2 separate regions of the Homo sapiens genome follow, and region 1 is linked to region 2. Evidence: chromatin loops called from intact Hi-C (ENCODE). Cell type or tissue: IMR-90. All regions are shown on one strand. Each heading gives the region's core, and the rest is flanking DNA. Links, peaks and the distances in the headings are about the cores only.

The links. A loop is a pair of places that touch in the nucleus more often than their neighbours do. Peaks named below come from ENCODE experiments on the same cell type or tissue, not always from the same donor. Only the 100,000 strongest peaks of a DNase experiment are listed, where the experiment ranks them.
Region 1: a loop joins it to region 2, with 5 times the contacts of the local background. A loop is called at or near these places in 3 of 110 quality-filtered maps.

The regions. Positions count from the first base shown.
Region 1 is chr4:15,297,098-15,312,377 of GRCh38, reverse strand. The region is part of intron 1 of C1QTNF7-AS1 (C1QTNF7 antisense RNA 1); the gene reads left to right. Among named protein-coding and RNA genes, the nearest start is that of C1QTNF7-AS1, 120 kb to the left of the region's middle. In IMR-90, for the core only: no CTCF peak of the experiment used is centred there; a DNase peak (open chromatin) is centred at 9,107; H3K27ac peaks cover 887 bases; H3K27me3 peaks cover 391 bases.
Region 2 is chr4:15,231,642-15,246,921 of GRCh38, reverse strand. The region is part of intron 2 of C1QTNF7-AS1 (C1QTNF7 antisense RNA 1); the gene reads left to right. Among named protein-coding and RNA genes, the nearest start is that of C1QTNF7-AS1, 190 kb to the left of the region's middle. In IMR-90, for the core only: a CTCF peak has its summit at 8,030; DNase peaks (open chromatin) are centred at 5,961 and 8,001; H3K27ac peaks cover 430 bases.

The DNA.
Region 1 (15,280 bases), core at 4,240-12,239, 65 kb before region 2:
TCTGGAAGACTTAAGGCCTTTTACTTCTAGGCAACAGCAGACGCATTTGTTTTCTAATAAGTCTATCAGAGATATATACTTTAATAGAAAGAATGCAGGCTTTGGAGCCAGAAAGGTTTATGCTTGTCCTTTATTGCTCATATGATCTTTGGCCTCAGTTTCTTCATCTCAGGTATGGGAACTATCATCACTATAGTGATGGCAACAGACCCTCCCTCAATGGGTTACTGTCAAGATCAAATGGAACAAAGTAGGCAAACATATCCTCGGGAACTGTGGCCTACAGTAGGTGCTCAATAATGGTTACCTCCCTCCTGTCAGTGTACTCATCACTAATCCATTAGTCTCAGGAGACTTTGGTCATACACAATGTCTAAAAGAATAGGGTGTATGTTCCCTAATAATCTTATGTATTAGTCTGTTTTGATGCTGCTGATGAAGACATACCTGAGACTGGGAAGAAAATGAAGTTGAATTGGACTTACAGTTCCAAATGGCTTGGGAGGCCTCAGAATCATGGTGGGAGGTGAAAGGCAGTTCTTAAATGGTGGAAGCAAGAGAAAATGAGAAGAAGCAAAAGCAGAAATCCTTGATAAACCCATCAGACCTCGTGAGGCTTATTCACTATCATGAGAATAGCACAGGAAAGACCAGTCCCCATGATTTAATTACTGCCCAGTGGGTCCCTCCCACAACACATGGGAATTCTAGGAGATACAATTCAAGTTGAGATTTGGATGGGGACACAGCCAAACCATATCATTCTGCCCCTGGCCCCTCCAAATCTCACGTCCTCATATTTCAAAACCATTCATGCCTTCCCAACAGTCCCTCAAAGTCTTAACTCATTTGAGCGTTAACCCAAAAGTCCACAATGCAAAGTCTCATCTGAGACAAGGCAAGTCCCTTCCACCTAAGAGCCTGTAAAATCAAAAGCAAGCTAGTTACTTCCTAGATACAATGGGGATGCAGGTATTAGGTAAATACAGCCATTCCAAATGAGAGAAATTGACCAAAACAAAGGGGTTACAGGCCCCATGCAAGTACGAAATCCAGTGGGGCAGTCAAATTTTACAACTCCAAAATGATCTCCTTTGACTCCAGGTCTCACATCCAGGCCACACTAATGCAAGAGGTGGGTTCCCATGGTCTTGGGCAGCTCCACCTTCTGCCTTTGTAGGGTACAGCCTCCTTCCTGGCTGCTTTCATGGGCTGGTGTGAAATGTCTGTGGCATTTCCATGTGCACGGTGCAAGCTGTTGGTGGATCTACTGTTCTGGGGTCTGGAGGATGGTGGCCCTCTTCTCACAGCTGCACTAAGCAGTGCCCCAGTAGGAACTCAGTGTGGGGTCTCTGATCCCACATTTCCCTTCTGCACTGCCTTAGCAGAGGTTCTCCCTGAGGGCCCCACCCCTGCAGCAAACTTTTGCCTGGACAGCCAGGCGTTTCCACACATCTTCTGAAATCTAGATAGAAGTTTCCAAACCTCAACTCTTGACTTCTGGGCACCTGAAGGCTCAACACCACGTGGAAGCTGCCAAGGCTTGGGGCTTCCACCCTCTGAAGACACAGCCTGAGATCTATCTTGGCCCTTTGAGCCATGGCTGGGGCAACTGGGGCACAGGGCACCAAGTCCCTAGGCTGCATACAGCATGGGGACCTTGGGTCTGGCCCACAAAACCACTTTTTCCCCCCAGGCCTCTGGGCCTGTGATGGGAGGGTCTGCCATGAAGACCTCTGACATGGCCCAGAGACATTTTCCCATGGTCTTGGGGATTAACATTAGGCTTCTTGCTACTTATGCAAATTTCTGCAGCTGTCTTAAATTTCTCTTCAAAAAAATGGGTTTTCTTTTCTGCTGCATCATCAGACCATAGATTTTCTGAACCTTTATGCTCTGTTTTCCTTTTAAAATCGAATACTTTTAACAGCACCCAAGTCACCTTTTGAATGCTTTGCTGCTTAGAAATTTCTTCCACCAGACACCCTAAATCATCTTTCTCAAGTTCAAAGTTTCACAAATCTCTAGGGCAGGGGCAAAATGCTGCCAGTCTCTTTGCTAAACATAACAAGAGTCATCTTTGCTCCAGTTCACAACAAGTTCTGTATGTCCTTTTGAGACCATCTCAGCCTGGATTATATTGTCCATATTGCTATGAGCATTATGGGCAAAGCCATTCAACAAGTCTCTAGAGAGTTCCAAACTTTCCCACATTTTCCTGTCTTCTTCTGAGCCCTTCAAACTGTTCCAATCTCTGCCTGTTACTCAATTCCGAAGTTACTTCCACATTTTTGGGTATCTTTCCAGCAACGCTCCACTCTACCAACAGGTACTGATTTATTGTATTAGTCTCTTTTCACACTGTTGATCAAGACATACCTGAGACTGGGAAGGAAAATAGGTTTAATTGGACTTACAGTTCCACATGACTGGGAAGGCCTCAGAATCATGGTGGGAGGCGAAAGGCATTTCTTAGATGGCAGCAGCAAGAGAAAATAAGAAGAAGGAGCAAAAGCAGAAACACCTGAAAAACCCATCAGAAATCATGAGACTTATTCACTATCACAAGAATAGCACAGGAAAGAATGGCCTCCATGATTCAATTACCTAGGTTCATCCCACAGCTCATGGGAATTCTGGGAGATACAATTCAAGTTGAAGTTTGGTGGGGACACAACCAAACCATATCATCTGGTGAATTCACCAGATTAAGCTGTGACTGATATGGTTTTACTCTGTGCCCTCATCCAAATCTCATCTCAAATTGTAATCCCCACATGTTGTGGGAGGGGCCCAATGGGAGGTGATTGGATCATGGGAGTGGTTTTCCCCATGCTGTTCTCCTGATAGTGCGGAAGTTCTCATGAGATCTGATGCTGATGGTTTTAAAAATGGCAGTTTCCCCTGTGCGTTTTCTCTCTCTCCTGATACCATGTGAAGAAAGTGCCTGCTGCCTCTTAACCTTCTGCCTGATTATAAGTTTCCTGAGGCCTCCCCAGCCATGCAAAACTGTGAGTCAATTAAGCCTCCTTTGTTTATAAATTACCCAGTCTCAGGTAGTATCTTTACAGCAGTGTGAAAATAGACTAATACACAGAATTGGTACCAGAAGTGGGGCACTGCTTTAAAGATAACCTGAAAATGTGGAAGTAACTTTCGAACTTGGTAACAGGCAGAGGCTGGTACAGTTTGGAGGGCTCAGAAGAAGACAGGAAAATGTGGGAAAGTTTGGAACTTCCTAGAGACTTGTTGAAAGGTTTTGACCAAAATGCCGATAGTGATATGGACAATGAATTCCAGGCTGAAGTAGTCTTAGATGGAGAAGAGGAACTTATTGGGAACCTGAGTAAAGGTCACTCATCTACAGTTTAACATACAGACTCGCAGCATTTTGCTCCTGCCTTAGAGATCTGTAGAATTTGAACTTGAGAAAGGCAGAGGCAATTTCTAAGCAGCAGAGCACTCAAGATGTGATCTTGCTTACTCTGAAAGTGTTCAGTTGTATGCATTCATGAAGAGATGATTTGAAATGGGAGCCTATGTGTAAAAGGGAAGCAGAGCATAAAGGTTTGAAAAAACTGCAGCCTGACCATGAAGTAGAAAAGAAAAACTCATTTTCTGGGGAGAAATTCAAGCCAGCTGAAGAAATTTGCGTAAGTAATGAGAAGCTGAATGTTAGTCTCTAAGACAATAGGGAAAATATCTCCAGGGCATGTCAGAGATCTTCACAGCAGCCCCTGCCATCACAGGCACAGAGGCTTAGGAGGAAAATGTTTTCATGGGCCAGGCCCAGGGCCCCCCTCTTCCCTGCAGCCTCGGGACTTTGTACCCTGCATCCCAGACACTCTAATTCCAGCCATGGCTAAAAAGGGACAGGGTACAGCTCGGGCCATTCCTTCAGAGGGTGCAAGCCCAAAACCTTGGCGACTTTTATGTGGTGTTGGGCCTGCAAGTGCACAGAAGACGAGAGTTGAGGGTTGGCAGCCTCTGCCTGGATTTCAGAGTGTGTATGGAAATGCCTGAATGTCTAGGCAGAAGTCTGCTGCAGGAGTGGAGAACTCAGGGAGAACCTCTACTAGGGCAGTGCAGTGGGGAAATGTGGGGTGGAAGCCCTCACATAGAGTCCCCATGGGAGCACTGCTTAGTGGAGCTGTGAGAAGAGGGCCACTATCCTCCAGACCCCAGAATGCTAGATCTACCAACAGCTTGCACTGTACACTTGGAAAAAGCTGCAGGCACTCAACATGAGTGCATTAAAGCAGCCACAGCAGCTGTACCCTGCCGAGCCACAGAGGTGGAGCTGCCCAACTTCTTGGGATCCTACTCCTTGCATCAGAGTGTCCTGAATGTGCAACATAGAGTCAAAAGAGATCATTTTGGAACTTTAAGATTTAATGACTTTTCTGCCAGGTTTCAGACTTGCATGGGGCCTGTGGCTCCTTTGTTTTGGCCAATTTCTCCCATTTGTAATGGGAACACATTCACCCAATGCCTGTATCCCCATTCTATCTTGGAAGTAACTAACTTGTTTTTGATTCTATGGGCTCATAGGTGAAAGGGACTTACCTTTTCTCAGATGAGACTTTGGACTTGGACTTTTGGGTTAATGCTACAATGAGTTAAGATTTTGGAGGACTGTTGGGAAGACGTGATTGATTTTGAATGTGAATAGGACTTGAGATTTGGGAGGAGTCGGGGCAGAATGATATGGTTTGGGTCTGTGTCCCCACCCAAATCGCATCGCAAATTGTAATCCCCATGTATAGAGGGAGAGACCTGGTATGATTAGATCATGGGGCAGTTTCCTTCATGCTGTTCTCATGATAGTGAGGAAGTTCTTATGAGATCTGATGGTTTTAGAAATGGCAGTTTCCTCTGCACTGTCTCTCTCTCCTGCCATCATGTAAAGAAGGTACCTGCTTCCCATTCACCTTCCACCATGATTGTAAGTTTCCTGAGGCCTCCCCAGCCATGTGAAACTGAGTCAATTAAAACTTTTTTGCTTATAAATTCTCAGTCTCAGCTTATATCTTTATAGCAGTGTGAAAACAGACTAATACAGTGACTCACTTTCATTATTTCCAAACACCAAAGTGCTCCCTTCTCCCACCAAGTTCCAATCCCCTCTGTTAATATGCAGACTAGGCAGAAGTGGTGGAACTGTGGGGAAGGTAGCCACAGAAGATTTCTAATAAAGCTTTGAGGGACAGCAGAATCATTCCTTAGTAGGGATGTTCAGCCTCCTAGAGAGACTATTTTGAAAGAGAAAAAACTTATGGTTGTGCAAAAGCTGGTGAGCTTACTAACAAATCTATCATGTTGAGAAGGTTTCACTTTGCCAACTTCATAATTGTATCTATGAACCTGGGCAAGTTCCTTATTCTCTCCAAGTCTTAGTTTTTCCCACACTTGTTGAGAGGGATTTAGCTTAAAATCGATTATTTTCAAACTGTAAGGCAGACTCCTCAGGTTTCAAAGAGATGCCTCAGAGTTAACTCTAGAACTGATGGTAGAGGATGAGGCAAGGTAGGGCTCTGGGGCTCCACATCATTTTCCTAATTGAGAAGCTCCACTTTCCTGTTTTTGCTATATACTGTGCTTCTGAGATGATTAAAAAAATAAATTTCTGGCGAACATGTTTGAATGCCATTGGATGAGATAATCCTCAAGTTGTTGTCTAGTTCTTGGCTTGAGAAATTCTGCTACCAGTGTAAACAGATACTAACTGCAGGAAAGTAATCAGCCAGTGCAACTACTTTTGGTATCATTTTTAGATGTGGAGCACTGCACATCTCAAACTTGAAAGTGCTTCCGAATTGGAGCACTGCACATCTTAAACTTGAATGTGCTTCCGAATTGGAGCACTGTACATCTCAAACTTGAATGTGCTTCCGAATCATCTGTAGCTCTGCTTAACAGGCAGGTTCTAAGTCAGCAGGCTTCTTGTCATTTCTTGTTTCCTAATGAGCTACTGGATGCTGCTACGCCTGCTTGGTCCATGGACCATCCTGGGTAGCAAGAAGGTAGAGAGCACTCAGCTCGCTGAGATGAAGAAACCATGGTTTCAGGAAAGTTTCCAGAAAGAATTCTAGCAAGAAGTGTTCTCTGGTCAACTTTCAGTGACTCAAACAAGACTCCCAGTTCTCATATCTGGAGTAAGTTCAGTTAATCTAAGTTCCATTTTAATCTCTGGGAGGACTCACTGAGGGAATGTTTTGGTTTTCTATGGCTGGTTCAATAAATTCTCACAAACTTAGTGGCTTAAACAACATAAATTTGTTATTCTATAGTTTTATAGTTTAATGGATCAACACAAGTCCCACTTGGCTAAAATCAAGGTGTTGGCAGAGCTGCATTTCATTCTGGAAGCTTGGGGTTGGGCGTTCATTTTCTTGCCTATCTAGATTCTTGAGGTCATCTCCCTTCCTTAGTTAACAGTTTCTTTTCTCCATCTTCAAAGCCAGCTGCGATTGTTTGAGTTTTTGCATTGTATCACTCCCAAGGACCCTTGTGATTACATTGGGCCAACCCAGAAAATCCAGGATCATCCATCTTCCCATCTCAAGGTCCTTAATTTAATCACATCTGCAAAGTCTCTTTTACGATGTAAAGTTCCATATTGTTAAGTATTGGGGATTAGAGTGTGGACACCTTGGGGACCATTGTTTTGCCTAACTCCTTGAGTGATAACATATGAAGTGTTGATGAGTTGCCAGGAGAAATTGAGAAGAAATGATAAAGATCCAGGTGTGAGAGGAAATAGTGACAGCTGGACTTGAAAGAAGTGGAGGGTTTGGATATTCATGGCTGTAAAGTGATTGACAGATCTGGGTCAGTAGAGCAAAGTAAGAGAGCTGTTTAGAGTGGGGTGGGGAAATCCAAGCTGGAGGCCAAAGCTCTGGACTGCTTTGAGATGGATGGGGGAGAAGACACAGGACTCCTGAAGGACAAACCTTATCAGATGGAATGGGAAAGTGGTTGCAGGTGTGAGGGAGAGAGAGTATCAGGGAAGAGACATAACTGCATTTGGCTCAATAGCTGGGTTTTAATGGACTCCTTCAAGAAAAGAGGGTTGTCTGTCCACTTGCCTTCATCAGGGAGGCCCCAACCAGTAAATCATAATAACCAAAGTGCAAAAGGGGAGAGAAGGCTTTGGTCAAGGAGGTCTCTGTGGTCACTTTAAAACTGAAAACTAATGATAGAAATAGAGATTGGAATTTAAAAGAAGAGTGTGCAGGAATAAAATTCATTTTGACATGAAATTGCAGATGGAATGCTAACCAAGTACAGATTTGTATCTTAACAGATATGGGAGGAAGAGCTTCACTAAATTAGGGCTGTGTGGAGCCCCTTAAAGGGCCAGGTTGTCAGTTTAAGCTTCTCCCATTACTATTACTGTTACTGTGTGGGTGTTGATTACGAACAACAGCCATACAGTAACTGCGCAGCCAAGAGTTGTACACTGGGGATGGACCTGGTTGTCAGTTTCATCACTCACCAGCTATGTGAACTTCCTCAAGGCATTAAATCTCTTAGAGCTTCAGTTCTTGACTGAACAGTGGGGATAATAATTTCTAACTCACATGGCTATTGTGGGGATTAATTAGGTTAAATGAGAGAACATACATAAAGAGCCTATCACATTATTTTACATAGAACACAGGACAGTTGACACATAATCAGAGCATGACCACTCTTTCTTATATAATCACACTTTCCCTTTTTTAAAAATTTTTTTTAAGAGACAGGGTCTCGCTCTGTCACCCAGGCTGGGATGCAGTGTTGCAATCAGTGCTCACCGTAACCTGGAACTCTTGGGCTCAGCGATCCTCCTGCCTCACCCTCTCAAGTAGCTACGGCTGCAGGTGCCTGCTGTCACAACTGGATAATTATTTTTATTTTTGTAGAGACAGTCTTGCTCTGTTGACCATGCTGGTCTCAAACTCCTGGCCTCAAGTGATCTTCCCACCTAGAACTCCCAAAGCACTGGCATGTTCTTTCTGGATCCTTTCATCCTGTGCTTGTTCTGGTAACAAGGTCCTGGCAACAGTTTCTGTATCCTGGGGTAATGCAGTTTATGTTAGTGCGATGTATGGCCCGTCTCCAGGTTGCTCAGTATAGCACAGAATCATCTGGTGAAAAGTCTGCAGGGGCTCCCTCTTGCTTTCAGGTTAGAAATATAAACTCCTCAGCCTGTTATACAAGACCCACCATGCCTACCTGCTGCCTCCTTTTCCTACTCACGACTCACCAAACACCCACTACTCCCTGGATATAAACCTTTGACTCAAGCCCAGATAATAAATTTCTGTTGGGATCACCTCTGGCTCCAACCTCCTTCCTGCCCTTGTCAGTGGTTTTCGCTTTTGGTCACATGTTGGCCTCTGCCTGGAATGTCTTCTCTCCTCTGGAAGTCATTCAGTGTGTGATATGGCCTGCAATAAGGGGAGAAGAGGAAAAGGAGAGTCATTGATGAAATCAGTAATGGAAGAGAAAACATTGTGTCTATGTGGGATATGCTGGTGAGGGGGTGGGTAGGATAGGGAAGGGCAGCTGGTGCAGTTAAGAAGAAAGAGAAAGAACAGCTTCAGGAAGCAGGAAATTGTTATCCTAAAGTCAGCCTGGATAACCTTCATGTCAGAAGGTGGAGAGGTTGAGTGGAGATGGGTGAGATACTGATGACCCACCGTTTTAAGGCCAATAAAAAGAGATGGAAAAGGATAGGAGAAGCATCTGGGTTGCCTAAGATGGCTGCACTGTCTGCTATCCCCTGGCCCCCTGCCTCCTCAGCCTGTCTCATTCCTTACCACTCCCTATTCCATGTTCCCTGCCAGTAACACACAACTGCCTGTGGTCTACCCTTGACCTTGTTATCCAATCCCTGTGTTCTTTGCTTCTTTGATTTACTTATGCTTTTTTCCTCAGCCTGGAATGCCCTCTCCCTGCTTTGTGAATCCGTCATCCTTTAAAATGCAGCTCTGTCCTTCCTCTGGGAAGCCTTGTTCAATGGATCCTGCTTTGCTTTCCCCTTCCCTCACCCGAGTCTCTCCTGTCTCTCTGCTAGGTCACTGCTTCATGCTTCTGCTATTATAAGCATCCTGTTTTCTGCATTCCACTTACTCACTTGTTTGCTCTATGACTGTAGATTGTCAAGTACAGGAACTGTGGTTTGCTCATCTGTAAATACTCAGTGCCTAGCCTGTCATGTGGTAGATACTCAGTAATTTTTACTAAATCAAATTGAATATCTTAGGAAGATTTGCTGACATGGCAAAATGTAAAGCCATAATGTAAAAATCTAGGAATGACAGGGAATTTATTACATAAAAGGAATGGAGGTAAACAGTACGATGAGTATAATAGATATCGTCACACAGACCAACGTGAAGGTTTTAATGAACACCATGTGAGAGCTCCAACATATTCAGAAGCTATAAGCCAAGTATAATTGCTGAGGATTTTGTGAAAAGCAAGCTCTCACAAGTAGAGTCTAAAAATACTGACATTTCACCCAAAGCCTGAAGGATAAAAAGGAAGACAATGGGGTAAAGAGCTAAGAGAAGAAAAACGTCTCAACAGAACTGTTAGTATGCAATTGGTTAGCTTTTGCTGAGTAACAAAACACCTATAAATGACAAACATAGATTATTTCTCACAGTTCTTAGGGTTAGCTGAATGGTTTTCTGCTCAAGGATATCTTGGCCAATCTCCATGGTCAGCTGGCATTTTGCTGGCAGTGGGGGGTGTAGGGTGGCTCCATTTATGCCTAGAGGTTGACAGGACACTTAGTGTAAAGGTCCCCAAATGGGATGCCTTATCTCTCTTTGCATTGTCTCATCCTCTACTATGCTTGTTCTCATGGTTTAGTCAGGGTTCCGAAGAGCAGCAAGAGCCAGTAAGCCCCAGTGAGCAGGTATCTGCTTGTATCCCATGTTCTATTGTTCTGCAGCCAAAGCAAATCATGTGGCAAAGTTCAAAATCAATGTAACAAGGGACCGAGGGAGGCAGAATGGGGACTTTTGAATCACTGGGGTCAATTACAGCAACAGTCAACCCAGCTTTGGGACATCCCCAGGGTGGGAAAGGACCCTTTGGGAGGAGTCAGAAACAGATGACTGATGTGAGGATGATAAGGTAGGCATGACGTAGAGCCCTGTGATTTGATTTGGACAGTCACATGTGATTGGAAGTGATGCATGTTGCTTCCAGGCAAATCAATTAATTCCCCATGTGAGGTTCAACCAGCTAGTTTTCTCCTATCACAGCAATGATGGAAGCTCATTCTGACACAGAAGAGAAATGTTGAACCATCCCATAGAGGATAGCTGACTCAGAGAGCCATTCAGACACCCAGCACAATTTGTGTGAAAAATAAGCCTTTGTTGCGATAAGCCCCTGTGGTTTGGGGGGATTGTTTGTTATTGCAGCGTATCCTAACCCTCAGTGGCTAATATGGAAATGCAATGCAGGTAGCTGTTGAAGGCATGGAGATGGATAATTTTACCTGCAGAAAGAAGGTAAAGAAAGTAGAAAAGAGCACCCAGGACTGAGTGTAGGGTCATCCCAACATTTACAAATTAGGTGGTGGATGAGAAGTTAGCAAAGTTTGCCATGATAGAGACTAGCCTTTGGGTAAACACTGTATACATCCTAAAGTTTTCTTTAAAATTTATATGTGATAGGGACTGATGGTTTTCATCTGTACAGAGCTAACGCCAATGGATGCAGTTGCTACCTTTCCATTTTCCTGGGTTACCTCACACCCTGCAGCTGAATTTACCAAAGAAGCAGGGAGATGTACAGATCCACGCTCAAACAAACTAAACAAAATTATTGTGTAGATGCAAAATCATAGTATCTTTTTATATAAAGCAGGGGCGTAATTAAAGCTGAGAAAAAGACCAGCAGCAGGGCATTCTTTTGGTCCTTTTTTCATCTTCCTCTTCATGTTTTCTTGAATTTATCCTGTAAGCCTGTGGAGGACACAGGCTTGCATCTTCATTGGCATCCTTGATTGCCTTGCCCAAAGTGGGGAGATGTAAAATATTTCCAGATACACATAACTTCTAGTTTAAAGGTGCAGAGGCTAGGAGTCTGGGCGTTGTCTTGTTTCCTGGGATAATTTGTTGCAGAAAATGTTTGCTTTCTCTTTTCAAAGATATCCTAAGCTTTGTTGAACAGCAGACTTTACACCGACAGTGGATGTCTGCAAAATGTAATAGATTTCAGTGTTGTAGTCTGTTCTTATGATTCTCCTGGGCTTGGAGAGAGGCTGCCAGAAATTTAAAATCTGCTGATTTCTTAGGTGCAGAATGTGCTGACCTTCCTCATACTGTGTGTCCTAGCTGTGCTAATTTTGTTCTTCTGAGAAGCAGAGTGGAGGGTATGGTCTAGCTCTACTTTGGACCACTCGAGACTAGCTCTGCCAAGATAGGTCTCTATTTCATGTCAAATTTCACATCAAATGCAGGTGGCAAGGGATGATGACACCCTAGGGACAAACCTTCCATCCTCACCTCTGTGTTTTTGTGTCACAAACAAATCTAAGGGATTTGGCTCTGACTTTGGAGCTACATTGATCTCTTGTGGGCAATTAACTCCACATCCAGATTTGAAACTTTAAGATTCAACTTCCTTTGACCTGAACTAGGCAGGAGAGCTGTTTTATCTCGCAGGTATGCCTGTGGTGAGAAAACTCTGCAGAGAACTGCATCTGCACTACATTTTCTGAGTCTCATGTTTTCTTCCACCAGAATAGTCTCCAGGGTGTAACTAGTCAGCATTGCTTGTTCTTTAACAGTCACTCCATGGATCCACTCCTCCAGAAACATCCTTGATGCCTCTTCTCACTCCTATCTGAGTTGGTTGCCTCTCTTTATGTGCTTCAATGGCACCTTGGGTGTATTCTGTCATGGCAGGAGCTGCCAGCCTGTCTACTTGTGTCCTGTGCCAGGTCTTCATGCCTGGTATCTCATCCAAGGCTCACAACAACCCAGTAAGGTTAGTGCCATTGGTCTAAGGTTAGTGGCATTTGCAGATGAGAACATGGAAGGGCACAGAGAGTAAGTAATTTACTCAAGGTACACTATTAGCGACTGGCACTTTAGATTCAATCAAGACAGCCTAACTCCAGATGGCTCTCTCCTGGACTCCCCTGACTCCGTATAGTAAGGACCATGATGTTTCTGTCTTTGTGTCCTGGGCACCAAGCAGAGAGCCTGACCATGTTGAGAACTCTAGAACTGACAGGCAGACTGATCACGGACTGAAGTGAGCCACATGCAAGTCTGTCATGTGAAGCTGCAAGTTCTTTGGGATCAGGGGCTGTGACCTTTATAGTTGATGCCTAATCCACAGCAAAGCCTCTGGCACAGAACAATTAAAAAACATCAAAAAGAATAGTGAACACAATGAGAACATTTATTATGTGCCAGGAGCTACTGGAAGCACTTTACGTTGATTAAAGTTTATAATATTTATAACAACCCTATGAGGCAAGTTCTCTTATGATGCCTGTTTTACAGACTAGTACACTGAGGCACAGAGAGGTTAAGCAAACTGCTCGAGGTTGCACAGCTAGAAAGTTGCAGATCTGATCTATGGTCCCAGACAGTCTGCAGATAATAAAGGCTTCTCATGATTGTCATAGTAAATGAAATGGTGGGTGTGTGGCCTGCTGCATTTTGTTTGCTAGTAATATAATTTCTTTCTTATCCTCCAGTGTACCCTAGGACTAAAGATTGACTGAAATGAAAGCTGGAGCCCAGGCCTCTCTCCCACAATTTCAGCTGAATTCCTACATGGTCGTATGGTGAAGAGGAGATGACAGTATGGTCCCTTCTTATGCCTTTTCAACAAAAGAGGCAGCATCATGGCCACAGGCAGTGGAAAACTACTGCTATACCTCACATGTGGAGAGACAAGAATAAAAATAAGAAAAAATAGAAACTGCTTAGGATCTCACCATGGGAGATATTACTTTTCTGGGGAGAATCAAAACATAGCACAACCTAGAGAAATCCCAGAGATTGCCCAGATCTACCACCTCATTATGGAGAAGGAAAATGAGGTTCAGAGAGGTGGCTGATTTTGTTAACATCACACAGCACATTGAGAAGTGTTATCAGGAACACATCTTTCCTTATACCAGTCAGAGGAGAAAGAATTCAGTTGCACAGGGAACTGAAATGAGAGTAGCTTCTCTTGTGAACTTTACATGTACCAAGCACTGCATTTGGCTCCATACATACCTTATTTCATTTAATCCTCAGGCATAGAAGATCTAAAAGATCATATTTCAGATGAAGAGATTCAGACTTTGAGGTTCATTGCCTAAGTTTGTGCAGCTAATATGTATTTGAGCCAAGAGATTTTGAAAGTGTCTATTTTGTCTAGCATCTCATAAGTTTCCAAGGTGGAATAATTATTTGGCATGAGACCGACTGCTTAACCATTGCCTTAGCCAATTTACAAAATGACTCAAAATGCAACGAAATTAGTGCTGCTGTGACCACAAAAAGACCCCTTTACCTCCCAAATCCCTTTTCCTTTCAAGAGCTAAACACATTGCTTCCATTTTAAATCATAAATTGTCATTCTTTACTTAACTTGGATGTTGAGTCCATCTCAAATACAAATGAGAGGAAGTGACTTGTTTAATGTCACAAAGCATGTAGCACAGGAAACCTGATTCCATGACTTAATGACCAGCTCCTCCCTAGAAGCATTCTCTCTGCGAATCTGGAGATGCTCAGGGTCCTTGGGGAGCCTGAACTTCAGGGGTTGATTGCAGCCATGGTGCAGGCTTGGATCACATCTCCTTTTGGCAGACACTTTTTGCTCATCTGCAGAAGGTGAGGTTGGACAGGTGAATTCTGAGTTCATAGCTATTGCCATTCTTCTTGGAGCCCATGGCTTGTTTCCCTGGATTGTTTTGATTTGTCCCCGATCTCCAGGTTTTGGTGTGGAGGGAGAGGTCTGGGCTGGGCTGATGAGCTCTGGCATTTGCCCAAAGGACCAGAAGCTGACAGAACCAAGAATCCATTATAAGTTGCCAATTTAGCAGAATCTTTTATTAAGAGTGTGAGTGTCTGTAAAGAAGGCATGGGGGGAGATTTAACTTCATGAGAAAGGAGAAAGGAAACGTATCTTGGCACTATTATCCCTAATAAATGGACCAAGAGAGAGGTCTGCTCTGGACCACTGCTTGAAAAGTAAAGGTTCTTACTGGCATTGTTATACCATAGAGTGTTTTCAAGCAGCAAGTCAATGGAAACAGTGAGAGAGTTGGAATGCTCCCTGGAGGGGAAGCAGGAAGTTTGAGATATGTTTTTCTCTTGACGTTGCCCACGATTTATTGAATATTATCTTTCTAAATCACTTAACTTCTTCATATCCCAGAGTCCTCAGTGATTAAGACAAAAGGATTACATAGGCTCTTTTCAACATCCCTCAGGATGTTGTTAAAGACCAATTAGTTTACGCTTGAAAATCTTTTGTGATTTGGGGGACACTATATGATAGAAAAGAGATCAATACTCCCTCGTTTATACAACAAATACTCATCAAGTGCCTACTAGATATAAGGCCTTGTTTTAGACACTGAATCATCACTATTATATTATTTTATGTTTTTAAATTATCTTGAGATTTTTAAACATGTCTAACTCAATCTGTTGTTTGGCGCTCACTTGCCGAAGGGAATTCAGGGCCCTGAATGATGCCATCTCCACCTCTTACTTTTATTCAATTACAACAGTAACCTGAATAACGCAAAATCCCTTCTAAGCCATCAATCATAGATGACAGCCTGGGCTGGTTTCCTGATCCTTGATTTTCCATTTTAGTGACATTAATGCTGCCAGGGCACAAAAGCATCATGAGAAAATTAATCTGTGGCTTGTCATTGATGACAAAACTACAGACAACACCTCACACACACACTCCTTCCCTGCTCCCTGTTCTAACCTCTCATTTTGGGGGCTTGGTCTCAGGGCTCCAACTGCACATGCATCCCAGGTAATGGGAGGTGTGATCTCTCATATGGACTTGGTGCGGCCTCTAACACAGAGCATATGTGTGGGCTCCTGGGTGATGGCGCTCCAGCAGCTCAAAGAGGGTGTGGAGCAATCTTCATTTTCATCACAGACCTGCTGTACAAAGTTGAGGGCTAACCAAATTTTTTGGAACACCATTTGCTATTGGGATGGGTGCTTTTTCCCATTAGCATCATAAGCCATTGTCTGCCAGAGAAGACCCAGTCACTCATCCTGTAGCTCTG
Region 2 (15,280 bases), core at 3,964-11,963:
GCATGGTGCATGTTCCTAAGTACAGAGAAAACTTCATAAAAAGAGAACCAAAGGGGGAGTTGAAGTTTCCTTGCTCCAGGCCTATACCTGAGAGCACATATCCTCTAAGCATTTAAAAACCTTCTGAAGAATGTGGAAATAGGCAGAGGGGAGATTATTTTTAAGCTTGCTGGTATCTGGGAATGGAGAGTAGCTGTTGCTAATGGCCAATGGGGAGAAATGATGAAAAGATAGAAATGCTAGAACCTTATATTGCCTGCAGTTAGACACTGCATGGATATAGTGGGGGATTTTGAAGAAGGCTCTAGAACACACAGTCTCTACAGAGGAGTGCAGTACAAAGGGCTCTAAGTTTGGACTCAGATGTCCTGGATCTGAAGCTCAGTATCCACTCTGGGTAATCTCTTGTCATGACCAGTTAATAGAAACTCTGAGAATATCAAGTTGTGATCAGCAAAATGGAAACATAGTAACTGTCTAAAAGAGCCATTCTGGGAACAGATTCACTGGGTTAACTTCATTCATTCACTAATTTGTTTATGTATTAACATTACTAACTGCCAATGTATGTAAGGCACTGTGCTAAGTTCTAGGAAAATAGAAAGGAGTCATCTGACTCCATTGCAAATTGGACTTTAAAATTCTAAAAGTGTTATGCTCTTTTAAAAAAATAGTTTCTATTTGTAATTGTAGGATATGAAATATTAAATGGACAATTATTCTGGTTAATGTGATGTTGGTAGATCTGGAGTCCAACCCAACTGGCTTCCTCTTGATTCCAAAGGATGTTCCTGAGTCACTTCCCAGGGATCCTCTGAGTGACATGGAATTGCTCTGAAACCACTGCATCCCAATGCAAGCCACCTTGCTGTATCACTCTATCAAATAGCCCATGTTCTGTACTCCTAAGCAGGATTGTCTTTCACAGAGGTTAAAGAAAGAGAGGGCAAATCCTAGTGGCCTTGGAGTAATGCACATTTTTTTCAGGAGGTTGATGAGAGTATCAGTGAGCAGCTACCCCAGAAAAATCTATTTTGTAGCCTGGCATAGAAAACTGGCCTTGATTTTTAATCTTAGCACAGCACCTGGCATAGAGATGCTCCATACATGATTTGCTGAATAAATGAATAGACTCCCCCATGACAACCTTTCCATCTGGCATGAAGTGGCCTACCATGGTGGCCATGAGCATTGCCTCCAGACCCCCCACCACAGACAGCAGAGTCAGCTGCTGGGCTTTGAAATCCACTGTGGTGTTTGTACCAAGGCTGTGTCTCCCATGGGTAGCTCCTGGCAAGGAAGAGCCTGGTGCAGACACTAAGTAGACTAAGGGATCCCTCTGGGTGAGCAGCTTTTTCTCAAGGACTCCGCGATGGCTTTGCTGAACCCTCTTTTGACTGCATGACAGGCAGTCTGTGATGTTTCCCCTACCCCCAACCTCCTCTCCCTCTCTCCTTCGCTTGAGTCAGATTCTTATCATGTTCTGATGACCTCCTAACCTTCCCAGCTCCCATCATTTTCTCTCTTACACAGGCATTTCTCCAATACAGTCCTTACATGTTTAACCCTGTCTTGTTACCTGTCCCTGGGAGGACCTGGACTGTCACATTTGCCAATCACTTTGTAGGATTAAATTATCTGGCCGTTGATTATGGATTTTAAGAACCAGCCCAGGCAGATAAGCATCTGTGAGGGTGGCCTGGAGTGGGAGGGCCTTGGGGATGAGTCAGCAAGGGAGGGGGTTTCACCCAGGACAGTTGGAGGGGAGTCAGAGTTGAACCTGGAAGAGTAGAAGAAGCACCACATCTCTAAAGAGAAAGAAGCACAAGAACTGATGAATGACCCGGTCAGGCTAGTAGCAAGGAGGGGGAAGCAGACTGCAATCAGATGGGATAAATGAAGTGGGGAGGGCAGTTCAACATGAAGCAGTTCAACATGTGCATAGAAAGGCTTACTTTTTAAGGTTTATGATCAGGGGGCTTTAAAACCTATTTGGCACATAGATTTGGGTACATGGTGGTGGTTGAGGTAAGGGAAACCAAAGGAGCTGGTGGGAGTTTTAAACAAAGAACCAGACTAGGGATCGGCAGCACATGACTCCCTGCCAACCTTGACCTTATCCCTTGACCAGACACATTGACTGAAATGTGGCAAGGACCCAATAGGCTTTTGGACAGGATGATTACCTGGGGATTCTGGCAGATGAGATTCTAGGGATTCTGGCAGATGAGAGGCAACATGCCAAAACAAAAACTCATGACTGGCCACATGTGCTGATATAGTTTGGATGTTTGTCCCTTCCAAATCTCATGTTGAAATTTGATCCCCAGTGTTGGAGGTGCGCCCTTTGCGGGAGGTGTTTGAGTCATGGGGCAGACACTCATGAATAGCTTAGTGACTTTCTCACAGTAATGAGGGAGTTCTTACTCTATTAGTTCACTGATTGTTAAAAACAAGCCTGGCACCCCCTCCCTTCTCTCTTGCTTCCTCTCTTGCCATGTGACACACCTGCTCCCCTTGCCTTCTGCTATAAGTAAAAGCTTCCTGAGGCTGTCACTGGAAACCAAGCAAGTTCTGGAGGCTCTCACTGGAAACCAACCAAGTTCTGGAGCCATGCTTCTTGTACAGCCTGCAGAAACGTGAGGCTAATAAACCTCTTTTTAAAATAAATTACCCAGTATCAGGTATTTATTTACTTATTTTTATTTTATTATCTTTTTTTTTTTGAGACAGTCTTGCTCTGTCACCCAGGCTGTGGAATATAGTGGCGTGATCTCGGCTCACTCCAACCTCCGCCTCCCAGGTTCAAGTGATTCTCCTGCCTCAGCCTCCCACGTAGCTAGGATTACAGGTGCCCGCCACCACGCCTGGCTAATTTTTGTATTTTTAGTAGAGATGGGGTTTCACCATGTTGTCCGGGCGGGTCTCAAACTCCTGACCTTAAGTGATCCACCCACCTCGGCCTCCCAAAGTGCTGGGACTACAGGCAAGAGCCACCGTGGCCAGCCCAGGTATTTCTTTATAGCAACACAAAACAGATCAGCACACCTACATTCACATGCCAGCCTTGACAGTTACTAGCTGGGATGTTTCGGGCTTATTTCTTAATCCTGCTTTACTTTAGTTTCCGCATTAACAACTTAAGGATAGGAATCCCAGACTTGGAGGTTGTGGTGAAGTTACAGAGAATGTAAACACAGTGCCTGCCACAATGCCTGGTGCCTAATGGGTGCCTGAATTATGGCCCCTGCTGTTAAAGCCAGAAACCCGGTGATGTGTGGGAGCAGAGATATGTCAAACCAGGGAGCAAATGTGTAGCCCCAGAATTTTGATCACGGGAAAAATGTGTTATTTTGAGTCTTAAGAAGTTTTTTTATCCTTTATGTTCATGTGGAATCCATTCCTAGAATAAGACTGATTCTGTTATTCAGGAGTATTTATTTGCAAGCTTTTTATTTCACCTTTCTAAGTCAACTCACATGACGTTCATCAAAAAAAAGTGAACTTATGGCCGGGCGCGGTGGCTCACGCCTGTAATCCCAGCACTTTGGGAGGCCGAGGCGGGTGGATCATGAGGTCAGGAGATCGAGACCATCCTGGCTAACAAGGTGAAACCCCGTCTCTACTAAAAATGCAAAAAATTAGCCGGGCGCGGTGGCGGGCGCCTGTAGTCCCAGCTACTCGGGAGGCTGAGGCAGGAGAATGGCGTGAACCCGGGAAGCGGAGCTTGCAGTGAGCCGAGATTGCGCCACTGCAGTCCGCAGTCCGGCTTGGGCGACAGAGCAAGACTCCGTCTCAAAAAAGAAAAAAAAAAAAGTGAACTTATTGTGTCTGACAACTGGCACGTTCATGGGCACCTGGCTTGGTGGGTGGCTGGACTGAAATGATGGACTCATATGCTCAAGTGATGTCGTGAGGCCTGTGTCTCTTTTCTTTAATGTTGCTTCACTCTGAGTAGTCTCTCTTCATGAGGTACAAGATAGTTCAGGGCAGCTCTGGGCCTGTCACATCTTCCCAGACCATGCTGTCAGAGAAAACAGTGGATCTCTTTTTAGATAATTTCAGCAAAAGACCTGAGAAACCGTAGATTGGCCTGATCTGGTTCCAATGTCTATCCCTAAGTCTGTCACTGTGGCCAGAAAGCTGAAGCATCTGGGATTGGCGGCCTGACCAGCTGCTCATCTCTAGAGCTAGGGAGAAGAATGGGTGAGGAAGGTGTCTAGAAATTGTTGTGTAGCCAAAGTCATGTGCCCAATACATCTGCCCATAAGAGGGATTCTTTTCTTTCAACCTTTCTTTTTCATTACTGAGAAGTCCCTAGAGGGCCACACCCCTTTCTAGAGCTAGAAATGTTCTTACAATGAACAATTGGTCCTATTTGGTCTCACAGATTGGGGGACCACCTGGAGATACCTGAGGAAAATTTAGACAGAAGAATTCAGACCCTAAACTTAGAATGGGATGTTGGTGTGCAAGCTTTAGTCATGGTTTAATCTCAGATAAAGAAGTTGGAAAGGAAATCTCTCTTCTAGTTTAAGGAACAGAAATGTATTCTCAAACATTCTGGGACTTAAGTGGATGAGGCAACTGTACACTCATGCTAGTTCATAGCTCCTATGACTCCAAAACACCCCAAAGATTTTGAGGGCAGTTTTTTTTCTCCCATGACCTCACCCCTTCTTGCTACCCTTTCAGTGAAGTGCATAACATATAATATGTGTTCTTGGGAGTCAACTACTCCTGGTGGTAATGAGATTCCTTCCAGCAAGAAGGAAACCAGGGCGCATCTGTGCTGTGTCAGGGCTACCACACATTGGCATGAAAGAAATGTTCTTGATGCAGCAGGTGTTTCTGGCTTTAGAGCTCTACTACTTGTGGCATAATTTCTTTCTTAAAAAAAGATTATGCAACATTCATTTATTTATAGTCATTAATATGAATTTTTAAAAGCAAGAAAAAATATAAATAAAAGGAAGAAAATACAAGCCAATTATAATCTTACTCCCCCGAAAAGAATCTTGTAAATTTTATAATTTTGGTGTGTATCATTCCAAATTTTATCTGTGTAATTCTATTTGATTTGAGAGATGGACTCCCAAAATGAGCTCATCTAATTTAAAAAACAGCAAACTCTAAAGCAGATTCTTTCATAGGAATTAAAATATAAAGTAGCCAGGAATGTATTTTTGGAGCACATGAACTGCCAACCCTTAAGTCAAAAGACTCCTTTGCAACATGCGTCCTGTAGCCGACTCATGAGAATTTTTTCCTTGATTTCTTTTTAATTACCTTTTCCTGATTCTATAATGACTCCAGCAAGCCATTTCCTCATTTCATCTATTTCTCACTCCAAAATTCACAGTTCAGCCTATCACTTCAGGTAATTTTATGGCCTTCTTTATAATATTCAATTGCATCTAACATTTAATTCCAAAGTTGTTGATTTTGAGAAAGGTTTTTCCGTTGTAGTACCACTGCCCAGCAAAAGTTTGGTTGCCATTGTTTGAGGATACAAAAATGATTTAAAAATATAAAAGTGAATCTTAAACTAACAGTATAATCACTCCTGAGATTCTGCACACAAGGCCCAGTGTACATAGCTATGTAGATCCCAAGACGGTGAGCATTTCTGATTAGGAGCCAAGGGGGCTTCAGCAACGGCATCAACATAGATGAACATTGACTTAGACCTCTAGATTTAAGGTTCTTTGACTCCTGTCAGTTTTTTTAGAAGTGCAGATGGATAGATATTATCTTGATTTTATGATGAGATTCTAAATGTTTCTATATTCCACTACTATATATCCCTCCACACTGTGACCTTCCTTCCTCTCTGTTGTACATCATTGTGTGGATAGTCCTTTCCTCCCAGAAATAGGGTTGCATGGTGTAACTTGCTCTTTTGGCTTATCAGTATATCGTGGTTTACAATGTTTGAGACATAGACAATAACTCTGACTCAGCCAGAACAGAGACTGCTTTTCATCACACTGTGTAAACTGTTCTCACCAACTGGAGACAGACACCTGAAGTGTGTCCCCAACCCACACACTCAAGTCTTCTTCATCCTGCCCTGGACCTGGGAAACTGACCTTCGTTGACCATATCCATAGATTCCTGTGACCTCTGGCTTCCGGTTAGGTTCTGCCAACAACCTATGTCTCTGATAGGTTATGTCTACACATCTCTATAGTTAGTTGTTACTAATTTATTCCTCTAGTTTGTGAATTCTAAAATTATTAGCAATACCCAGGTCTCAAAATCCTTTATTCAGGATGGAATTATCCAAACACTCATCACTGCTCCAGGTGCTGGGAATAGTGAGGCAGGCACAGGGGTTGCTCTCCCTGAGCAGTAAGTCTTTTTGGGGGAACAGGACATAAAGCCAAAAGCACGAGTGATGGCTGTGGAGTCTGAGGGACAAGAAGGAATCTGTCTTCACATAGAAAGTGAGGGGCGGCTGCTCCACAGAAGAGACATTTCAGTGAGACTGGAAGAATCACTCTGAGAGAAACAGAAGAGTCTTCCAGAATGACAGAATGGAGCGTCCAATGATGGGGAGGGAAGAGGGAATATGGCAGTTAGTTTCTGAGGGGCTTTGAGTTCTATGGGACCCAAAGCAGAATGATGGGGAAACTGAGAGAACATCTTGGAGACAGATTTCAAATTGGTAGATGGGAACATTCAATGAAGACAATGACCAGTGACATCATGGGCCTGCTCAGTGTTTGTCCCGGGGAGTGTTTAAGCAGGCTAGGGGGGCTGTAAGGGAAATTCAGCTTTGGTAGGGTGCCAGAGAGATGACTCAGACAGTCTCCAATCCTATGAAACTCTCCATTCCTAAAATTCAAAGCCAATCACCCGAGCCTCTTTCCTTAATTTTATGACTTTGTGTTTTTCCTTTGGCCAAATACCAAGGAATATTATCTAATCCCTGTAGAGTTGTACATGGAGTTCAGCCTCGGCTCATTGCAGATCTCATTCAACTGCCATTCATCTGAAGACTTGAAGAAAATGTAACTGGCTCTTGGGCGTTCACTTAGCAGAAATAGAACTTTGGGAAGTGTCAAAAAGCATCTTTAAAAAGATAAATAAAGTCTGTGACCAACACTAGATTTCAGATCTGAAAGCAACTTCAGAAGCCAACAAGCCAACATCTTCATTTTATAGATAAAGCATGACAGGAGAGACCCAGGGACTTGGGCAACGCCTCTCGCCAATGAGGGCCAGAGCAGGGCTGGTGGATCAGGCCTCCTGACTCTGCCCTTGCCATTCAATCTGGGCCCTTTCGGGGGCAACCCATAGGAAATAACCGATGTATATTTCAGACAAATTCAAATCAAGTTCAAACAATCAAATATCTGAAGAGCTGCCCTGTCCCAAGGGTCTTTGACCACACTCTTCTTCTGTCTGGGATGCTCCTCTTCCCCTGGTTCACCTGGCTGGCTCCTTCTCGTCCGACAGATCTCAGCATAAATGCTGCATCCACGGAAAGACCTTTGAACGTCCAGTCTAAAATTGATCCCCTATTATTACCTCTCATAGAGTCCAGTCTTTCCTTCATACATTTAGCAGAGTTTTTTAGTAAGTGTACTTGTCTATTTCCTCTCTCAACCAATGCCCTTTACAGTCTATGCAATCAAGGACCAAGTCTGTTTTCTTAACTCCTCTGTTAAGTGCCTGGCATGTGTGAGGGCTGGGTGTTCTCCATTTGTCCCCCAACCCAAACACTCCAGTCTTCGTCCTGCCCTGGACGTGGGAAGCTGACCTGCATTGACTGCATCCATAGATTCCTATGACCTCTGGCTTCTGGTTAGGTTCTGCCAACAAGAGGTGCAGGTGGGAGATGAAAGGGCAGAAGAGGGAGGTCTGTTTTCATCCTTTTGCTCCGTCCCATGCAGGTTAGCAGGCTGCAGTGTGTAAGGTGGAATCCTTCTATCCCAAGCCACAGATTCTGTCTGGGCTGTCTCCTAGAGTTAACTTCTCCTTCTTCCTGCCCCTTTGGAGTGGTAGAGGTGGTAATGGCTCCCCTCCGTGGCTAGCCGTAGTTAATGCACCAAATCATTGTTTTATTTTAACCTCACCCAAACCTTTGGAAATATGTGTATCATTTATTAAATGTTTCTCAGGGACTTCATCCTAATATGCTTTCTTTGTCTTGCTGAGTCTCTAACAGATGCAATAGATGTTTAATAAGTTTTCGTTACATGTATTAAAATGGAAGAAGGATCAGATGAATTTCATAAGAGCTCCAGGGTGGAGAACTGAGATCACTGGGTAGAAATCAGTGAAACAGGCTAGTGGCATGTTTGAAGGAGAAGACATCAGAGAAATGTGAAGGCAATTGTCAAGGAAGGTGAATGGCTCTTGTATTGAGATTGCAATAGATGCTTGCTGAATGAAATAGTTTTAGCCATTACCATGCTGCATAGATCTTGTTAAAGTTTGCTTTTTAGGTGGCATCTAAAAGGGTGTGTTTGGGGATATAGTTTCCTGAAGCACGTAGAAGCGGTGTTTGGATTCAAACTCCATGAATGGCACTATCAAGGCCAGTTCTGGAGAAGGCAGAGCTGCCATTGGCTCCAAATGGTAGTTGTCCTGTTCTGACAGCCTGCCTGATCTTGGTGTCCAAGTGAGTCTTTGGGGCTCATCTACATACAATACAGGTCAGTTTTTCCTTCTCCCCTGATGAAAAACAAAAAGGCTGGACTAAGTAATTTGCACAACCTCTTTCAATTCTAAAATTCCCCAGTTCAGTGTTTCCATGATGTGAACTGGGTATGGTGTGACTTGGGAATTCTTACAAAGGAAGACAAGAGTATCAGGAGTGTATTTTGCCTTGAGTGGGTGGAGGCATCTTAGTGGCTGCTAAAGCTGACATTTGTCAGAACTCTGCTTCACCCTTTAACCGTAGACTCTTAGGTCAGTCAAGCCTACCCACACACCACGTGGCCAGTGTCCACCCACAAGCATTTCCAACTTGCAGGCAGGGATGGAGTTTCCCTCATCATTGTACTCTCCAACATGGAAACTGGCATGCTGAAGGTGCTCAATGAAATGAACATTCAGAGAATAGAGGAAATTAATGTTCATGGCAGAATTCCCTGGCTTCTCCTGGTCACTGCCTTTAAGACTATTTTGATTCTGAATTTTCCTGGCTCCTAAGCCCTTTTGACTAAATGTTCTGTTCCTGGCCCCATATTTTCTGCTTGGAGCCAGTGGCAGCTCTGCCTTCTCCAGAACTGGCTTGGTAGTGCCATTCGTGGAGTTTGAATCCAAACACCGTTTCTACGTGCGTCAGGAAACTATATCCCCAAACACACCCTTTTAGATGCCATCTATAAAGCAAACTTTAACAAGATCTTCAAGTAATGAGCAAAATGGGTCTCCCTCTTTCCATCTCACCTAATTCCTGATCTTTGCTTGATCACTAACTTACATTTTCTTAACCCCTACGTGAAAGAACAATGGTTTTCTGAGTAATAAACTGTTTAGAATATCAACACATTCTCAGGAACAAAAAACCCAAAATTAACTTGTTCTAAGAAAATGTCACAGACCCCTCCTGTGGCAGTAGTTGTTCAATACATTTAGTAGTAAAAATATGCCATGTGTCCATCAATTTCAATTTCCTTTCATCTTTTGGTCACTGAGCTATTTTTATCACAACACTTTCATTCCAAAGATGTATTTTTTCCCCTTATATCTACCAATTCTCCAATTCTCCAGACACCAGCTGGGTCCCCTACATTTCAATTCAATTTTTTTGCCAACTACCAAGAGTTAGCATACACCTCTTAGTTAGAGCTCAGTCCCATAAGACAGCTCCCACTTCAGACACTAGTCACAAGTCCTGAGCTCTCTATACTTCTAATAGGCTATACATCGGGGGTTCCCATGACCCCCTTCTCAGGTTTAATAATTTGCAGAACAGCTCACAAAACCCAGGGAAACATTTCGTTTATGTTTTCTCGATTTTTTTTTTTTTGAGACGGAGTCTCGCTCTGTCGCCCAGGCTGGAGTGCAGTGTCACGATCTCTGCTCACTGCAACCTCCACCTCCTGGGTTCAAGTGATTCTCCTGCCTCACCCTCCTGAGTAGCTGGGATTACAGGTGCACGCCACGATGCCCAGCTAATTTTTGTATTTTTAGTAGAGACGGGGTTTCACCATATTGGCAAGGCTGGTCTTGAACTCCTGACCTCGTGATCCGCCCGCCTCGGCCTCCCAAAGTGCTGGGATTACGGGTGTGAGCCACCGCACCTGGCCTCTGGCTTATGATAAAGGCTACAAACTCAGAAACAGCCAATGGAAGAGGTGCATGGGGCAAAGTATGGGGAGGCACACATCTGAGTGCACCACCCTCCCAGTACCTCTATGCGTTCACCAACCTCGAAGCTCTCTGGGCCCCGTCATTTAGCAGTTTTCACGGAAGTTCCATTTTATGGGCATGACTGATTCAATCATTGGCCATTGGCAACTGAATTTATTCTCCAGCCCCTTTCCCCTTCTCACGGGTCTGAGGGTGGTACTGAAAGTTCCAGCTTTCTACTTATGCCTTGGTCTTTCCTGAGGCTAGGCAGGGGCCTCCAGCCTCCAGCCACCAGCCATCTTATTAGCACACAAAAAGACACCTTATCACTCTGCACATTGCAAGGGTTTTAGGAGCTACATGCCAGGAACTGGGGACAAAGACCAAATATGTATTTCTTATTATGGCACAGGCACATAGCCAGACTGCATTTCTCAGCCTCACTGGCAGCTAGGTGGCCATGTGAATGAGTTCTGGCCAATGGAATGTGTACACGAAAGATGTCTGTCGCCAACAGGCCTGCTCTCTAAAATTCTCCATAGCTAACCCCAGTGCCCTCTCTTCCTTTGTTTGCTGTTTGGAGGCAGAGTGTCCAGTGATGGACTCAGAGGCCCTTAAGAAGATCAGAGCTAGTGGATGAAGGATCCTGAAGCCCTAAATGATAGCAGAGTCAGCAGATGAAACAGCCTGTGTCCTTGACTAAAACAGAGCACCCCCACCTGCCTACCTTCGTTGCAATGTGGCATTAACAAGAAGTAAGCCTTTATTGTGTCAAGCCACAAAGGGGGCTGTTTGTTACAGCAGTTGGCCTCCACTGACTAATACAATACACCTGCGTGCCCCAGACTTTGAGGCTCCAAACCAGTTTCCTTGACTCTCTAGGCTGGTGCTTCTTCTGGAGAAAATCTGACCGATTTTAAAACAAATTCTGCCAAGAAGTATGTATTTAAACAGAAGCATTCCCCTTAAGTTTCTTTTCAATGGGGTGTGTGTGTGTGTGTGTGTGTGTGTGTGTGTGTGTGTGTGTGTTTAGGGTCGAAGGAGTTTCTTTCAGATTGGCTTTGATGTCTAATAATCCTATCCATTGCTGTTACAAGTAAAATGAACCAAATAGAAAAATAGCTTCTTAGGGAGGGGAAAAAGGAAGCTGTCCCCATCATTTCTGGTGGCCAAGGATTACCGTGGCAGAACTATTGTCTTTTCTCTCGGCCTGTGCTGTCTTTGGCAGAGGCTCCAACTTATGACCTATCTAAATTAAAGTTTTCCCCTGGAGATGGATTTTATGAGGGGAACTTAGCAATTAGGAAAGAATGGCTAGGTTTCTGCCCTGTAGAGTGGGCCAGAAATGTCACATCCAAACCCTGAGATACAAAACACTTCCCCTGATTATCCAACAACCAAGTGCATTTTAGTAATTTGGTTCTCTTCAACCCATCAGTGGCTGCCCAGGGAATGTGAAATGAGGGAAATATCAAGTTGTTTCTTAGTTGTTTTTGGTCATTTCCCTAACAGACATTATCAAAAATATAACAGGAGAAAAGCCAAGGCAAGAAGGACTTCATTTTGTCTTCAGTGATTTTTTGCTCAGTGATGACTGTGTTTTCTTCTGCACTATGCGATGAGCTGGCTGATGTGGCTACAGCTGGGATAATCAGCTGCAACATGGAAAACCCAAAACCACAGCATCTGGGGAGCTTTCCAAAGGCTAATTGGAATTGTTTACCGTGGGCTTTCTTCTTAAATGATTCATTACTCTACAAAACCAGTATGACTAAATTAAATTGTAAATGTGTCCATCATAAAAGGCTAGGAAATACCTCTTTTATTTGCTTCCCATTTCAGCATTACAGTGGAGTTGGAAAAGTGCTTCGCTGTTATCAGCAGCAATATTTGCTGTGAGTTTTTCATAGACCATGGGTGCCTGACCTGTCTATAGAAAAATAAATTTCATTTTACCAAAGTCTTGAGATCATCTAGAGCAGAAGTGGTTGGGAAATAGGCAGATGGGTATAAGCATGGATTTTGCCTCTTTCAGTTACTGTGACTTTGGGAAGGTTGTGGAAACCTCCCCAGGTTCTATTTCCTCTTTTGTAAACTACAGACGACAGTATCCAATCAAGGGTTACTGAGGGGTTTAAGTGGGAGAATAAATAATGAGCACCTGGCACTTAGTAGCTGTTCAGTAAATCCTGTCTTTCTCCCAGAGATTGGCAGCAAAGAGCCTGGGATCCCTGTATTATCCTCCTCCCTCATGAACTCTAGAAGACAGTGAGAGAGAGAGAGAGAGAGAGAGTGAGCGAGCGTGTGTACGGGAGGAAGTGATCATCTAGTGGGAGAGTCACTGCAGATTAGTCAGAGACCTTAAAGATGGGAATATTTCAATCTCCTCGCTTCCAGTCAGAGGTCAAATTCAAGGTTGCAGGAAGGGAGATGACATGTCAGAAGCCCGCTAGCCAGCAGGAGATGGAGCCAGGACTCAGACCTGCTCCTTTGCCATAGTTTAGGCCATGAAAGTTTTCTCCCGAATGATAATAGGCATTATTTATTGAGCACATACTAGGTGCCAGACATTTACAACAACCTTGTGAGAAAGGCTTTATAACTTGCATTTCATTGATGAGGACACTGAGGCTCAGAGAGGCAAAGTTACCTGGCAGAGTCATATAGTCACCCAGGGTATGTTGTGAAGCACCCCCTGGTATACCAGACTTCAAAGCCTTTGTTCATCACACTGTTTGACACTGCTGGAAAGAGGCTCTGAGATTTACCAGCATGCTTCAGTTTCAGAGGTCAGAACATGTGCAGATGAACTAACGGCAGAGGATTCGTAAGCCGAGCCTTTTCTGTTCATTTGTTCCGTACCACATGTAAAAGTTCAATCAGCAAAATCACCTCCGGCCAGCAAAAGAACCACTTCCTGCCCATCTTTTTAGATTGTGTTCTCCTGATGATTTTCAAGGGGGCTCAGAGCCCAGATTAATTCAACAGAATAACAGAGCAAACCAGCTTCATTCCCACAAACATCACGTCCAAGTTGCTATGAGGTGACTTCAGTTCATTATCCGGTTGAGCCTGGAATGGGCAAGCTTCAGGGTGTCCCCACACCCACGGCAGACCCAGGCTCTTGGTGCCCAGATGGAAGGGTGGAAACAGAAGGTCCAGCCCATCTGTCTAATGGTTGTCCCTTGGCCAGCTAGTGGGATCTCCTCAAGAGCTTTGTGTGGCAGCTGCCTCAGCCTGGAAAGAGCTTGGCAAATTAGAAAGGAAAACAAACCCAAAGAGGAAACGCTGCTTGCAGCCCAGGCAGCTTTTGCATTATCACTTTCTCCTCTTTTGTGCTGAGTTTCAGATCTGTGACTTTCAAACAAAAGGGTTTTCTGGCCCAAACCTCCAGCTCGTTGTGAAAAAACCATGCACAAAAGTGGATTCAGCTGGCACAGCCCGTGTGACCTTGTGCCCGTGACTCCACAGCTCCTCTGTTTTCAGTGGGGAAGGAGAGCACAGTAATGAAACACAGGGTGGCTTTGCCATTTCCCAGCGATATGGCCTTGGACAAACATCTTGCCTTCTTTTGACTTCAATATCCATGTCTACAGTAGAAAACAGTAACAGCACTCACTTCAAAGGCTGTCAGGGAATTAAATGAGCTCACAAGTATGGAATCCTTAGAACAATCCTGAGTTCCTGCTGCATGCCCTGTGGGTTCAATGTACACTGTTATTATATTTTCTCATCAGTAAAACGAGAATAGTAATAGCACTTGCGTAGGATTGTTGTGAGGTTCAAATGACCACATGTTTCTGAAGAACTTAGTACACAGTGGGTGCTAGGAACTAAATACCAGATCTCATGCAGAGAGGCTGAGCAGAGATGCCTTTAAGAGGGTTGATTTGGAGACCTTGAATGCAGACAGCCAAGTCTGGTCTCTGCCAATTACCAAATAAGAATTAGACAGATCAGGTCATTAACTTATGCAGTTGATAGTTCCAGGAGGTGATATTTGAGGAAAATGAAAAAGTCAGGCAGGCAGCAGGGTGTGTGGTGAAAACACAGTGGGCTGGGGTCAGAAGTCCTGGCTTGGAATCCTGACGCGACCGTCTGGATGTAGGTAGCCTTGGGCAAATCTCTTCTTCACTTTGGCTTCAATTTCTTCTTCTGTAAAAGGAGAATTTGGTGATGTCCCAAATTCCTTCTAATGCTAATACCAGATAATTTAATGTTATTTTCGGGCATCACTCCCATTCACTGCTAGTGGGAATGATAAAACAATAAATTTATTCAAGTGAATAATTTAGCGTAATCTAGTTCATATGAAGATATGCACGTCCACCTCCATTATGGTGTGTCTCAATAATTTTATACCTGTTCATTCAAAAAATATTTATTGAACCCTAATTATGTCCCAGGTGCTGTTCTAGTAGCTAGGGATACTCCAGTGAACAAAACAGATAAAAATCCCAGCTGTCAAGGAGTTTATGTTCCAACAAGGTAGACAAATCACTCACAAGAAAAAAATTTAAAAAATAAGTGCTTAAGGGAAACTGAAAAAGTAGGGAAGGTTGTGGTTTTGGATGGGGTGTGTCTGTTTCCCCACTGGATGGGAGCATGGCCTCATCCAGGGCGGTACCTGGCACGCAGTAGTTTCTGATTAAAGGTTAGGTGAACAAATGCCCAAATGAGCAGACCCTGAGTCCTGAAAAGACTGATTTGATGCACATGTGTGTAGTCTGCGTATTTTTATCTGAAATGAATTAGCACCAGCAGTTTCCAGAGCAGAGCTGAAATGATTACATTACCATTATTTTAAATCTGAGAAGCACTAGGGAATGAGAACCACATCCTCCTCCCAAACCAGGCCAAACAGAGGAGGCCACAGAGCGGCCTTATTTGCACATTGCTGCCCCCTGGTGCTGGTATAAAAATATGGCCACATTTGCTTACCTCTAGGGTAAAATGAATTAGGCTGGTG